Regions from separate parts of the Homo sapiens genome. Here region 1 is linked to region 2. A link is a contact called in ENCODE Hi-C data. All regions are on one chromosome and are shown on one strand. Each heading gives the region's core, a stretch centred on a gene start or an enhancer-like site at or near the end of the contact. The rest is flanking DNA. Distances are from core to core; before and after follow the strand shown. Region 1 holds the start of MED4-AS1 (MED4 antisense RNA 1). Region 2 holds the start of LINC01077 (long intergenic non-protein coding RNA 1077).

The links. A loop is a pair of places that touch in the nucleus more often than their neighbours do. Pooled maps may share reads with other maps.
Region 1: a map with no recorded cell type shows a loop between it and region 2 (3-fold over the local background). The contact joins the promoter of MED4-AS1 here to the promoter of LINC01077 in region 2. A Hi-C loop is called at or near these places in 1 of 168 maps with a recorded cell type or tissue (B cell), 4 of 37 single-sample maps with no recorded cell type and 6 of 50 pooled maps.

The regions. Positions count from the first base shown.
Region 1 is chr13:48,074,897-48,079,585 of GRCh38, forward strand. It overlaps MED4-AS1 (MED4 antisense RNA 1), which reads left to right and starts at 2,241. Exons shown (of 3, transcript NR_046511.1): 1 at 2,241-2,455; 2 at 2,546-2,657. It overlaps MED4 (mediator complex subunit 4), which reads right to left. Exons shown (of 7, transcript NM_014166.4): 7 at 828-2,415. The coding sequence ends at 2,243.
Region 2 is chr13:48,587,002-48,591,847 of GRCh38, forward strand. It overlaps LINC01077 (long intergenic non-protein coding RNA 1077), which reads right to left and starts at 3,597. Exons shown (of 2, transcript NR_170270.1): 1 at 3,521-3,597. All of the region lies in intron 2 of LOC105370202 (a long non-coding RNA gene), which reads left to right.

The DNA.
Region 1 (4,689 bases), core at 991-3,490, 510 kb before region 2:
AAAATTAGCCAGGCGTGGTGGTGGGCACCTGTAGTCCCAGCTACTCAGGAGGCTAAGGCAGGAGAATGGCGTGAACCCAGGAGGTGGAGCTTGCAGTGAGCCGAGATAGAGCCACTGCACTCCAGGCTGGGTGACAGAGCAAGACTCCGTCTCCAAAAAAAAAAAAATTCAGAAATATATAGACTTATGATATTGACTTAGTACTGATAGAATGTATATTTGTGTAATTTTCAGGGGAAAAGTTTGGATTATTTCTGATAGGCTGGATAATGACCCCCTTTCCCCAAAGATGTCTAAATCCCAATCTACAGAACCTATGAATGTTGTTTTGTTACATGGCAAGGAAGAATTAAGGTTGCAAACAGAATAAAGGTTGCTAATCATCTCACTTTAAATAAGAAGATTATTCTGGGTTATCCAGTGGGCTCAGAATGATCACAGGATCCTTTAAATATGGGACAGGTAGGCAGAAGAGCATCACAGTAATGCAGAATGAGAAACACTCACCAACCAGGGGCCTGGAGCAGGACCAAGGGCGGCCTCTAAAACCTGGAAGACACAGGGGACAGATTCTCCCCTATGGCCTCCAGGAAGGAATGCAGCCCTGCTCACACCTTGATTTTAGGTGAGACCCACTTCACATTTGTGATGTACAAAACTAAGATAAATTTGTGTTGTTTTGAGCCAAGTTTGTGGTAATTTGTTACGGCAGCAACTGAAAACTAATACAGTATTAAAGAATTTGAAAAACACAATCCTTTTGAATCTACCCTAAAGATTTGGTGATAAAAACAGGCAGTTACATTATGGCACATACCACAATAAAATTTTAGCCATTAAAGTAAATCTTTCAAGAATGTATACACATGGATCAATATTCCTAGTATACGGACAAGGCAAGGTTAAAATTAGATATTGTGTTAGTCCATTCCTAAAAATAACCCTGGAGGGAAAGACATTCAAACATTGTATGTCCTTAATTCTAGATGGTGAAAATATAAGATTAATCTCCTATTTTCCAATTTTTCTAGAGATCGAAAATAATCAAAAGGAAAAAATGATGGAAAAATGGAATTCTCAGTTCATTTGAAGAATACAGATTAGCAATTAAAAAATACAGCAGTATCTCAGGAAATAAACATTATTCTCATTTTACAAAAAAGTGTATGTGAACTTTAAAAAAATCTACACTACAATATGAATTGATATTATCTCTGGGTAGAATGCTAACAATTTTATTTTCTCCTTTACTGTATTCACTAAATGTTTCACATTAAATGTTGTATTACCTTTGAAATCAGAAGATACATTGTCTAAAACTGATACATCAAGAAATAGTTGTATAAGCATATTACCTAAACACAGAGGTTACCAACAGAAATTAAAAGTGGTTAAAAATGACTCCTGGGGAACTGTAAGAAGAGGAAGGTGAAGGGAAGAAATGGTTGCTTTCCATTCTAAATCTTCACACAATCTATTCTTAAAATCAGACAAGGCTGTGGTAAATTTTTTCAATTATTAAAAAAAATTATTTCTTCTAATAGGAATAGGCCTTTGAGAACCCTATTAATTGTAATAGGTTTCAATTCAGTTAGTCACTCAAGTATTATAAAATGCAACTGGATTTACAGAAATAATTTCCTACCTACACTGACAGTATATTTAAACTAAAAAAAAAGCATACAATGTACAAACAAATTTATTTACAAAAATTACAATTACAAACTGTACAAATTGAGACAATTTCCCATGCCTCCAACAGAAGCCAAGAGCCTTTACTGTCAAATGGCAGTTTTTGTTACTTTTAAATGACACACAAAAAGAAATATGATGCCTATTCAGTCATCCACTGCCAGTTTAAAAATGCTTTTCTAAATAATTCCAAGAAGCCTATTAGTGATATGTATATGGATAATTTCCCTCAACTCTATTTCTAGAATGGCTATGTACAAATCCAGCAAAACTGGAACAGAACAGGGTAAGAAAGCACATAGCAACTGCTTTTTCAACAGTAAATTTTGACTATTCCCCTAAATATCTACCTAGTGGCTTAAAACTAAAACTATGGTCTTTGGCTTTAAAAAGAAAGTCAAAAAATTTTGACTTTTAATGACTGCACAATTCTACCAAAGCCAGTGTTTACCTGGGTATTTTTTGTCACCTGTAGTTTACATTTCCCTGCTACTGTTAAAGAAACAGAATTCTACAGTATTCAATTCTGTATATTGTCTTTTAAGGTTTTTCAATCAGACTCACTACTACTGCTTGAGGAGTCCGTTGACATAATCTCTACATCATCTTCATTTTCTTTATTATGCCCAGGAGGTTCCAACAAAAAGTCACTACTATGATTTGGTGGTAACATATTCATCGACATGTCATTTGACTGCCATGGATACTGTGGAGCAAGGACATCTGGAGAAAAAAAGAAGCATAGATAAGAACAGCTCTATCTGTAATTAATCTAGTTCTTACTTTTCCCTTTATGCAACAATTTGAAGTATTTTTTTTAATTTTACTTTTTTCTCTTCTTTTTTTGACACAGGGTCTCATTCTGTCACCCAGGCTTGAGTGCAGTGGCACGAATACATCACTGAAGCCCTGACCTAGGCTCAAGCAATCCTCCTGCCTCAGCCTCCTGAGTAACTGGGTTACAGGTATGTGCCACCATGCTTGAGTACTTTTTAAAGTTTTTGTAGAGATGAGGTCTCACTATGTTAACCAGGCTGGTCTCCAACTCCTGGGCTCAAGCTATCCTGCTACCTCAGCCTCCCAAAGTGTTGGGATTACAGGCATAAGCTATTGTGCCAATTTTTTTAAGACTAGGAAAAAAATACACATTTAGCCAAATTAATAAAAATCAAATTTATCAAGGAAAAGTTGATATTTTAGCAACTGGGGACTTTTTTAAAAAAATCATACTACTCTGTAAGAAACTATTTAGTCAGTTGACATAATTTTTCTTTTGTAAGACATTTGTAATTACAAATTTTTCCTGTATCTATGTATCTATTATATGCATATATAATACATACTTATGTATACTAGGTTATGTAGATTATTCTACATATTATAAACAAGTAATAGGTACTTTAGTATTATAATAGATTTGAATGATTTCTTGATAGAGGAACTGCTATTGTAAGTGACTCTCATCAAAGAGAGGTTGATTAGCAATGTATGCATATGAAATACCTTAAAAAAGGGCCCAAGTTACATTTAAAGTCTGTATTTCTGAAGCAAAGGGACAGAGCACATAAACAGGTATAGTTCAAGACTCAAATAAAGAAGGCAGATTTTTAAAGGGTCAAAAGAAAGAGTTATGGTATTAACTAGAAAGGTATGCCAGTTAGCCTCAAATCTACCCTTCTCTCTGGCCCCTGAAACCATTTCTCCTTTGCCAGCTGCCACAATTAAGTTTTGTCAGTAGAGGGCACAGGTGGGACTCCACTAGCAAACAAGTTTCACTTCCTGGATCAGGTGGTTTTGTCTCCTTTACTGCTGTGATGCCTGGTTGGTGTGCAGGACATTAAGTGGTGTTCACCACAGCAACTTTCGGTGGCGCCTCTAAAGGTGGTTTCCTAGCAGGTTTCACCAGAATCCCAAAGGGCAGCTTCCCAGCAAGTCTCCCTGGAACCCCAGTGGGTAATTTCCTGCTTGCCAGCTCTGGCCTCTGATGCCTCATCTAACTTCTCTGCCATGGAGTGGGCCACATTACACTGCACCCTCTCCAATGACAGCACCATGATATGAGAGTATCGGCCTTGGGATGGAGCTGGGGAAGACTGTTTTTAGGTCTGTCCCTTCCTTGGTCCAAAATGTGGCAGTGACTCCCCATATCTGTTTTTCCTGTACTTTTAAAACATGAGAAATATGAGGTGATATCCAAGGATATCACAGTTGAGTTCCCCTGGTTGTACTTTAGGTAGCTAACAAAAATGATGCATACAAAGCATTATTAATGACACAGGGACAGCCTTATGATGTAACATTAAGCAAAAAATGTATAGGGGAAAAAAGGAAACAGGCTAAAATATTTAAAGTGACTGCCTCAGAAAGGGTATATTTTTTTCCTTTTTTAAATGCCTTTTTCTACTTCCCAAATGTTCTACCACATCAAAACAAAAGTCACCTACAAACTATAAAAGATGAGGAATAATATAAAACAAATATATATAAAAATAGCACAAACCTATGAAAAACTTGAGGAAAACTGAAGCTCAGAATGAACTGGGTCTCACAGAAATACTATTTTATAAAGTTATAAAAGTTTATAAAAAGCTATTGTTATTCATTTTGTTAACTTGGGGGTTGTTCAGGAGTGTGTTCACTTTATTCCGTAAACTATCTTACTCTATTTACATAGCATGTTTCACAATTATAAAAAAGCTATGTTTAGAGCAATAATTTAAAAAGAGAGGCCAAATGCCTGAGGAAGACAGTGTAATATTTACAAATAAGAGAAAGGCAGCTTGTTCTAATTTCATACCTCCCTCAAGGAGAATCTTTAGAGCAGAATAAACCGGCAAAGAATCTAGCTATTACAATGAACTGGGTCTGAGAGGCAGGCACACTGGCTCACACCTGTAATTCCAGTACTTTGGGAGGCTGAGGCAGGTGATTGCTTGGGGTCAGGAGTTCGAGACCAGCCTGGCCAACAGAGCGAAACCCCATATCCACTAAAAATAC
Region 2 (4,846 bases), core at 2,347-4,846:
TAGATGAAATGAGGTGCTAACAACTTGGCCACAAGGTTTAGAAACAATCACAGGAAACCAACTAGGAAGTGAAAATTGGTAGGTATTTTGAGCACTAACATAAAGGATGGAAGAAGCAGAGATACCCAGAAGTCCTGGAAGCAGGCTAGGCAGGATGAACATTTTAGAAACGCTTAAGAACAGGCTAATCTGAGGCCAGGCACAGTGGCTCACACCAGTAATCCCAGCACTTTGAGAGGCTGACGTGGGAGGATCTCTTGAGTCCAAACGTTCAAGACCAGCCTGGACAACATAGTGAGACCCCCATCCCTAAAAAACTAAAAAGTGAAAAATTAGCCAGGCATGGTGGTATGTGCCTGTAGTCCCAGCTACTTGGGAGGCTAAGGTGGGAGGATTGCTTGAGCCCGGAAGGCTGAGACTGCAGTGAGCCATAATTGTGCCACTCACTTGCCCTGAGTGACAAAACAAGACTTTTTCTTAAAAAAAAGAGAAAAAAGGCTGGGTGTGGTGGGATTACACCTGTAATCCCAGCACTTCAGGAGGCCAAGGCAGGTGGATCTCCTGAGGTCAGGAGTTCAAGACTAGCCTGGCCAACATGGTGAGACCCTGTCTCTACTAAAAATACAAAAAATTAGCCTGGCGCAGTGGTGGATGCCTGTAATCCCAGCTACACGGGAGGCTGAGGCAGGAGAATTGCTTGAACCCGGGAGGTGGAGGTTGCAGTGAACTGAGATCATGCCATTGCACTCCAGCCTAGGCAACAAGAGCAAAACTCCATCTCAAAAATAAAATAAAATAAAATAAAACTAAGAAAAAGAACAGGATATCTGTTACACAAATTACCCCAGATTGCTGAAACCACCTTTGCAAAAATTATAGCAGTGAGAAAATTATGACAGTCAAAGAGACCTTCTCTAACCAATTCCATCTTGCCTTTAACCTTCAAATTAACCTTGGTCATTCTGGAGCACGGGCCAAGCTAACTTTTGGATAAATTTAGTTTCTGGTTTAACCTTAAGGCAAGGATTATAATAGGCCTTCCCAAAACTAAACTACTTTTGTAAAACTAATGAAAGGTCACAAGGTTAGGAAGGTTAGGATTATTAGAGGGGCCTGAATTCTGCTAAGATGCAGGCATAGTTAAATGATTACCAGTCATTGTTCTGGAAGTTACAAGATTTGTAATTTCCTCCATTACTCCTGTAAGTAACATCACTATTGTAGAACCTAAAATTGGCCTTTCGAGATGTCTTTTCAGATTTTCATTTCTGACAACCAGATGACTCCACCTGGACCCATGTCCCTTACCCAGATGCTGACTCAGCGCATGAGGACTATTTTCTATGACCCTATGATTGCATCCCCAACAAATCAGCAGCACCCCTTCCCTAGCCCCCTGCCCACCAAACTATTGTTAAAAAACTGTAGCCTCTGGATTTTCAGGGAGGCTGGTTTGAGTAGTAATAAAACTCTGGTCTTCCATTTAGCTAACTCCTCTTTCTCTATTGCAATTCCCCTGTCTTGATAAATCAGCTGTATCTGGGCAGTGGGCAAGATGAGCCCATTGGGTGGTTACATTGCTTAGACACAAGAGAGAGGATGCCCCTGGCAGGATCAAGTCTGAACTACCCACTCCGACATTTGAAGTGCCCATCATCAGGCCCAAGCCACATCTCCCCAGTCTGTCCCTTAGCCTCTCTTACTTGCTGAGGGGTAGTGTCAGTCAGGAGAGGCAGGGGCATAGAATCTGACTTTTTGCTGGTGCCTCTTCTGTGACACCAGCCACCTTCTGTAGAACACACCCAGCCAGGCAGCCTGGCTTCTTTGTGTCACTAGGCCACTTGTGATGCTTTCCTTCCATCCCTCTATTTGGAAAGGCCCCTCCTTTCCAGTTCTCTCTGCGTAACCCCCACTTCACCCCATCTGGTCTGCTGGCACCCAAGCCTCTATTCTTGTCAGCTCCAGTGGGCAGATGGGTAAGTATGGAGGGGCACTTCCCCAATGAGCTTTGTAGTCATTTAACTTTAATAGGCTCATTGACCGATGCACACAGCAAGTCATTACACTGAGACACTGGGTTGCAGCTGAGAAAGAGGTTTAATCATAGGGTCACCGAAAGAGGAGATGGGAGGGAAACTCAAATTCATCTCCTGGCCAGGTGCAGTGGCTCACACCTGTAATCCCAGCACTTTGGGAGGCCTAGGTGGGCAGATCATGAGGTCAGGAGATCAAGACCATCCTGGCCAACATGGTGAAACCCCACCTACTAAAAATACAAAAATTAGCTAGGCATGGTGGTGCATGCCGGTAATCTCAGCTACTCAGGAGGCTGAGGCAGGAGAATTGCTTGAACCAAGGAGTCGGAGGTTGCAGTGAGCCGAGATTGCACCACTGCACTCCAGCCTGGCGACAGTGGGAGACTCCATCTCAAAACAAAACAAAAAAAAGTATGTCCCTGAGGAATTTGGGGTTAGAGTTTTTAAGGGTTTTGGAGGGGGTCAAAGGGTGGAGAGTGTTGATTGGTTGAAGAGTGCAGGGTGTAGTCACAGGACAGGGAGATGAAAGCAGTTGTGCTCTCATGCTCATCCTGTTTCTCTGTGGGGGCTTTCAAACTGGTTGCTGGAATTTAGGGGCTGAAAAACATCTTAAGCAATCCTTAAATAAAAGTCTAATGATTCTAATGTCAGGGATCCTATTTATAGTAACAATGTGGATGCAAATCCATTTTTAAATAGTCTTTTGACCTAACATCAGAAATCCTATCTCTATGAACAATGGGGATGCAAATAGTAAGGATCTAGTGACTTTTAGCAAAAAGGAATTGGGCCAAAGTGCGGCCTGATTAATGATTAATTATAACTATACTTCTGTCTGGAACCCAGCATGCCATTCTTGTCAACCCTGTGCAGATATTTTTTTCTGCACTTTTTCCCACTAGCATATCATTTAATCTTCCTGGGGTGACCATTGTGGGTAAGTTATACTTTAGACTAGGGATGGTGCATATTATTTCTCTGCAGTTGGTTTCTGCTTCCTGCAGTGTTCTGGGTCCAAATCTGGAGAGTGTCCTGTTATGAACTCCGTGTTTGTGTCCCAATCCCCGCCCTGCAAATTTATATATTGAAACCCAGGAGTTAATTAGTTCTTGAGGGTGGAGAGCTAATGATGGGATTTGTCCCCTTATAAGAAGAGACAGGAGAGAGCTTGCTTCCTCTCTCTGCCAGGTGAAGACACAAGAAAGCAGAAAGAATGCCCTCACCAAGAACCTGGCCATGCTGGTACCCTGATCTTGGACTTCCAGCTCCAGAAGTGAGAAAGAAATATTTGTTGTTTAACCCACCCAGGCTATGGTATTTTTATCACAGCAGCCTGAGCTAAGACACGCCCACACCCCACCCTACTTGTATTAGTCTGTTCTTAGACGCTATAAATATACTACTCAAGACTGGGTAATTTATAAAGGAAAGAGGTTTAATTGACTCACAGTTCTGCATGGCTAGGGAGTCCTCAGGAAACTTACAATCATGGCAGAAGGCAAAGGGTAAGCAAGCTTGGACCTTCCCACATGGCAGCAGGAGAGAGTGAGCATGTGTGAAGGAAGCAAAAGGGGAAGAGCCCCTTGTAAAACCATCAGATCTCGTGAGAACTCACTATCATGAGAACAGCATGGGAAAAACTGCCCCCATGATCCAATCACCTCCCACTGGGCCCTCCCTTGACACGTGGGGATTATGGGGATTACAAATCAAGATGTGATTTCAGTGGGGACACAGCCAAACCATATTGCCACTGTAGAGGTTCTCTGTCTCACCTCTTGCCCTCAGCTGGCGAGGTGGCCAGTGTGTGTGGTGATTCTTAGTCTGTGGGGGATGAGGGGCTGCTGAGGAATGAGTAAAGAAAGAAGAAGCAAAATCAGACTTTAGTGGCAGCTTGACTTGACCCTGGAATTCAGAGTACCATTCATTCCTCAGTGGGATGTTGCTTTGGGCAGCTGAATTTTGCTTAGGGACAAATGCCCTTTCCCTCCAGCCTGAGAGTCATGTCCCCTCAGTGCCTGGCCCGTGACACCTGTTTTGGCCTCTCTGTTGCCTCATGTTGGTAAATGTTGTTTCTATGTTTGCCTTTACCTATGAGTGTGTGTGCACACCTGTTTAGGTGACATGTCTGTGAGTCTGATGGCTTTGTCCTGGCCACCTGGCTGAGAGGTCACCATGTCTCCTTGGGCAGCTCCTCAGGGCTGGTGGCCCTCAAACTGCCTAAGACACACCCGAAGGAAAGTCCCTTGGAAAACTTTGTTTGGGAGTGTCAATGAAAAGGCCAAACTCCATAAAATATTTAAAGAGGTTTACTCTGAGCCAAAAAATGAGCAACCATAGCCTGAGGCACAGTCTCAAAGGTTTTGAAAACATGTGCCCAACGTGGTCAGGCTATAGCTTTGTAGCAGGACGAGCCGCAGACAAAACCTCTCAGACAGCGAGTTGTAGAAGGAAGGGCTTTATTCAGCTGGGAGCATCAGCAAGCTACTGCCTTAAAATCCGAGCTCCCCGAATGCACAATTTCTGTCCCTTTTAAGGGCTCACAACACTGAAGATTTCACATGAAAGGGTCATGATTGATTTGAGCAAGCAGGCTGTACGTGACAGGGGCTGCATGCACTGGTGGTCAGAGAGAAACAGAACAGGGCAGGGAGTTTCACAATGTTCTTCTATACAATGTCTGGAATCTGTGAATAACATCGGATTCTAAGTTATGAGTTGATTTTTAACTAGTGGGTTTAGGCCAGGCAGGCCTAGGCCTGGTTTCGGGCCTGGCACCGGGCTGCCTGCCTTTGGTTTTACTTCCTTGT